2 separate regions of the Homo sapiens genome follow, and region 2 is linked to region 1. The links are chromatin contacts, found by Hi-C in ENCODE. All regions are on one chromosome and are shown on one strand. The core of a region is the stretch at or near the end of the contact, and the rest is flanking DNA. Distances in the headings are between cores, read along the strand shown. Region 1 overlaps MIR3681HG (MIR3681 host gene). Region 2 has its middle 130 kb from the start of TRIB2.

Region 1 (2,700 bases), core at 5-2,504:
TGCTACTGATATGAATTCTGCCTAGCATGGTTAATTTATAAGCAAATACACATGCTCTGATTCAAGGAGGGTATTCAAGTAAGCCCTCCTTCCCTCCAACATTAACCTTGAAAAACCAATGTAAACAGGATGACAAGTTTATTGTCCTGACACTGAGCTTCCATTCAAGGCACGGAACTGGGGAGGGGAGCCACCCTTTAAACTTTCTCAGCAGTTTAAGTTTAGGATCTTTGTCTGTTCATAGTTGATGGGGGAGAGAAAAGAGAATCTATGGTCTCAAGGCGTTTGTGGTGGGGGCTGCCACCAGAGATGAGAAAGGATAAGAATGTGTTCTTGGAAGGCTGAGATGAGGTCACCTTCATCAGATAAGCATACTCCCCCAGTCTATGGCCATGTGAGAAGAGGGTCTTTGTTAAGCTTCTTCCCCAGCAACACTTTCTGGATTTATTGATTATCTCCAGCAACCCATTGTTCAATCTATCTGATCCAGACTTGGTAAGCTTTATCCCAAGGGCTAAAAATAAAGGTATAGTCAATTGACTTGAAAGAGAATAGGAAATTGATTTCTTAGAGAAGCATTTCATAAATAGTAATGGGTAACATTTATCAAATGTGTACTTTACTTAAGCCAGGCATTATCTCATTTAATCATTTCTTCTTTTAATCTTTCCAACAGCCTTTTACTAGGTCAAGACTATTGTTATGTGCATTTTATAGCTAATAAAGCAAAAGCCCACAACTTTCTCAAGGTCAAGACTCAAACTCAGGGTTGCCTAATTCAGGGCTGTCTATGCTGTTTATGTCAAGTGTTAGTTGGTGATTACCCAAAAACAAATTCTCATTTGGGTAGGTTAGTGGCTTCCTGGGTTTCGAAAAGACTCCTCTCCCAGGGGTGTGAGGGTGTGGAGCAGCCGGTGCTTGCCTTGCCAGCCTGGAGCTGTGAGCCAGACACCTTCCCAGTCCTCTACCCCAGCTGAGTGACTCTGAAATTTATGTCCTGGGCTCAGTTTGTTTGTTTTCTATGAGGAATGACATGGAAATTGGCTGTAGAACTGAATCATGTCAAAAGTTAAAGAAAGCCGAATGGCTTCAAGCACAAACTTTTGATGGTTTACAAATGGGGAATAAATAGTGAAAGTGAAGAAAAGGGAATACAGAAAAAAAAACCCTTCTGTAATTGGCAGAGACATATAACAGATGAGTAACAGGAAACGCCGGAAGGTAAGGTTCAATGCTTAAAAAGGGAGTATCTCAGGAAAGATCTTTATCATAGAGAACTTTATCATAGTGCTTCCTTTCATTTTGGGTTATGAAAGCTAAAATAAGTAGCCTTGTTTCAAGAAAACAGTTTTCCTAAAGGGCAAAGAACAAATGTATTAATGTATACTTAGTGGCTTTGGCAAGTGATTTAAAGGGAAAGTCCTACTCCTTCCAGATTGATGGCCTGCACCTACATACCCATTGGTGGCATCAGCATAAACATTTGACTGCGTCGAGGGTCCAATTTTGATTTCTTGGAGCATCAATTTTCTAACTTAAAATTGGGGCAATAGTCTTATATGACTGTTGTGCTATAGGAAATAAAATAATGATATAGGAGTTAAAAAGAAATTATTCAGGCAGATAGTGAGAATAAGGAAGTCCTCAGTAAGGTTTTCCTTTTAATAAAAAGCAGCCCTAAAATCACTTTTTTTCTAACACAAAGCAGCCTGTAAGATCAAGCTAAAGACATAGATAAGCAAGTTGGAAGCCTGCGTGAGTGAATGCCAGCAGCCATGCCAATAGGAAAAGGCTACACAGGGGTTAGGCATGTTCAACAGGGCAGCTTCATTTTCCCTTTTCTTTGTCAACCACATATGCAGTGAGGAGCAGACAACATGGAGCAGGCCAGGTGGAAAATCCATTCGCATAATAAAAGATTAGGGTGGCATAGCCAGCTTCTTTGCAAACTATGTAAACGTCACACTTGGTCCAACCAATCTTTGGGCCCTATGTAAATCAGACATCACCTTCTCAAGCCAGCCTATAAAACCTCCTGCACTTCACCACAGACCGGAAGACCCACTTGGGCTCCCCATTTTCTCTGCAGGAGAGAGAGCTACTCTCTGTTCTCTTTCTTTTATCTATTAAACCTCCAGTCTTAAACTCACTACTTGTGTGTCCACATCCTTGATTTTCTTAGTGTGAGACAACGAACCTCTGGTACTTAACCCAGACAAAGACGGCACTTCAATAATATATGGGAAAAAACAACTGTAACAAATGCTTATAATAAGCTTTATATAATATAAAGAATTGGTTGCAACAAAATCCCTCTCTTTCTCTTTGACCCCTGAATCAGATACAGCTTCAAGTCCAGAGCACAGTTTCACAGTTAGCTATTGATGTGATTTAACTTTTTCAGAGACTATATCTTAAATATTTTAGATTGTCAACCTGCTGTACAGATAGTAGTCCAGGTAATCCTAGGTAAATAGTATTTGCTGAAAGATTTTTGACTGGTCCTATGGAGAACAAAGAGCCTGAGCCAAGGAAGGTGGGCATCCCTCTTAACATTTTTCCTTAGGAAAAAAAAAAAAAAATCTCGAAGCATGGGTCTCCTAATAAAAGCTGCAATTCATACATTATGCTTGAGGCCAAATATGTAACTTGTGATGCCCAGAGTGAAATGTTATCACAGGTTCCTCAGTTTAAAAAGCA
Region 2 (2,700 bases), core at 122-2,621, 300 kb before region 1:
TTTATAGAGATGAAAATTGATGTCTCAGGTGAAAAATTTAATTTTCAACATGAATTTTTCTGACCACCGTGTGTCAAATAGGATGCAAAATGTTGAGGATACAATGATCTCTAACTTCATCTCATTCAGAAGTGGAGACTGTCTATCACGTGCAAGATGCAGGGAACGTTTACTAACTACCACCGAATACAGCAGAGCTGTGAATATAACGACAGCCACAGGTTCCTTGTCAGGAAGTGCAAAATAGGATCACACACACACACACACACACACACAATGTCTCTACAAATAACTAAGGTAGCCAAATAATAAAATATCTACCTTTCAAAATAGCTACACATTTAACATTCAATCATGTGTAAAGTATGTTAATTTTTCTCTGCTCATTTCCTGATGCAAGTTTATTTGAACTCATCCTGTCTCCTCAGTATCATGTCTTCCTTGTCAATCAAAGCGCTCTTTGAGTCACCTAGTGCGCCTAATCTTTATTTAGGTTTGAGAGGCAGATCTTCTTGAATCTTTATAAAAGGTTGTCACTGGAAGTTTTTTCCCAAGTCACAAGTTTCTATTTACTATTCATGATCTTTGCAACATACATCTCTTACCCAATTGCGTTCCTAAAGTGGTTTTGATATCCTTGTTTGTGACAACGTGCAAGAAATGAACTTGGGAGGTCATCACCAACTCCCAATCCCCAGAGAAATAATTACACCTAAATTACATTTCTTTGCCCCCTTTGTTAATAATCCCGTTAAGAGACTTCTATGGAGATCCAATACCAATGTTTACTGAGGTTGCTTCATGTTAATGTCTCTTCTCCAAATACTAATCTGATTTGAAAAGTAAAATATTTGGGAAAGTCCTCTATAGTAGATTTTATATAGAACTAGATATGTTGCAATTCCTTATTCTCAAAATGATGTGTAGTTTTGGGGAAGACAGTTTTCCTTTTAATCTGACCTTTATGGCATAAGTGGAAGGGTAATACAGTAGTCCCTCCATTTCCGTGGGGAATATGTTCTATGGAATATGTTCTAAGACCCCCACTGGATGCCTGAAACTGCAAATGGTACTGAACCCTATACATACTACACTTTTTTCTGTACATACATACCTATGATAAAGTTTAGCTCATAAATTAGGCACAGTAAGAGATTAACAACAATAATAAAATAGAACCTTGATCACAATATGCCAGTTTCACTATTGTTGCACTCTGAGGCCATTATTAAGCGAAACAAGGTTTCCTGCACACAAGTACTGCAATACCAGGACAGTGATTCTGAGAGCTGGGATGGCTACTGAGTGACTCACAGGCCGGGAGCATACGCAGTGTGGATACATTGGACAGAGGGATGAATCAAGTGCTGGGCAGGAGAGAGCAAGGCAGCACAAGGTTTCATCATGCTACTCACAATGGCACACAATTTACAACATGATTTCTTTCTGAGATTTTCCATTTAATGTTTCCAGACTGCAGTTAACCATAGGTAACTGAAAAGTGAAACTGGAAAGTGAAACTGTGGTTAAGGAGGAAGGAGGAAGTACTGTGTGGAAGAGAGTGTGAATGACTTTTTCTAGAAGAAAGGGGATGAGTTAAGAAACTTTCCAAGGAGGAAGTGATACTAGAGGGTGAGTTAGAAGGACCATAGGTCATGGTGTTAAGCAAGTGAAGTTGGAAGCACCCCTCATATAAAGGTACTATGGGGAAATGTTAAGAACCATGGAATATCTGAGATTTTCTTTTCTTTGCAACCAGGCAAGTTAGCTATTGCAGGTTCATGAGTGCCGGCAGAAGAAATGAGACTCCTGGACCAGAGACAAAGGACCATTGTTTACAACACAGACAGCAGCATAAACTTCATGGTTGCATTGGTTCGCCTTGTTCCAACTTCTAATGGAGGCAACACAAAAGTGGACTCAGGTGAATGCTGCATGCACAGGTGTGCATCACAAATGAGGAACTCCAATCTCATGAACTCAAATCTTTTATACTAGATTGCAAGCAAACTTGTGGGAATTTTTTCCCAGAAGGAAGACATTATCTTTCTTTTACCTGGCACTTAACAAACTTACCCTCTACTCTGGAGGATGATGCTATCTATATCTTCCAAGGCTTCTTGCTATACAAACATCCTTGAAAATATAGTTATCTTTTAGTGCTTCTGCTTGCAATACCTTCAGAAATGGGAAAACCCAATGGAGAATTGACTCCCAATAGGAAAAGCAAATATACTTGAAATGACTTACTTGAGGTCACAAAGCCAACCAGGTCTACTCACAGGCTACACAGTGCACATACACTCTACTCCCGGCCTTTCCTGCTGACATCATTCTTCTGTGGGATGATTGGGTCCTCTAGATAGCATGCAAGCCCGAGGAGGCACACAATGAGGGAAGAGCCCATGCAGCAGGCAGACTTCTAAAGTGACCCCCAATGGCCCACATCCTTGTACAATACTTACCCCTTGAGTGTAGGAGCAATAGGAAGGGTATCTCTTCTGTAACTAGATCAGTTATACATCAAAGGTGAAAAGATTTTGAAAATGTAATTAAGGGCCCTAATTAATTGACTTTGAGGTAGTCTAAGAGAGATTATCCTGAGTGAGTCTGATATAATCAGGCGAGCCATTTAAAACAGGTGCCTTGTTGTGGAAAGAGCCACATGACAGAGAATGACAGGTGTCTTCTAGAACCTCA

The links. A loop is a pair of places that touch in the nucleus more often than their neighbours do. Pooled maps may share reads with other maps.
Region 2: a loop to region 1 is called in a map with no recorded cell type, with 2.5 times the contacts of the local background. The contact joins two enhancer-like sites. A Hi-C loop is called at or near these places in 3 of 37 single-sample maps with no recorded cell type and 5 of 50 pooled maps.

What each region holds. Positions count from the first base shown.
Region 1 is chr2:12,285,850-12,288,549 of GRCh38, reverse strand. The region is part of intron 3 of MIR3681HG (MIR3681 host gene); the gene reads right to left. Among named protein-coding and RNA genes, the nearest start is that of MIR3681, 88 kb to the right of the region's middle. Within about 2 kb of position 1,254, at least 4 of the 41 ENCODE cell types and tissues checked have a DNase peak (open chromatin) inside an H3K27ac peak, as active enhancers do.
Region 2 is chr2:12,587,067-12,589,766 of GRCh38, reverse strand. No RefSeq gene overlaps it. Among named protein-coding and RNA genes, the nearest start is that of TRIB2, 130 kb to the left of the region's middle. Within about 2 kb of position 1,371, at least 8 of the 41 ENCODE cell types and tissues checked have a DNase peak (open chromatin) inside an H3K27ac peak, as active enhancers do.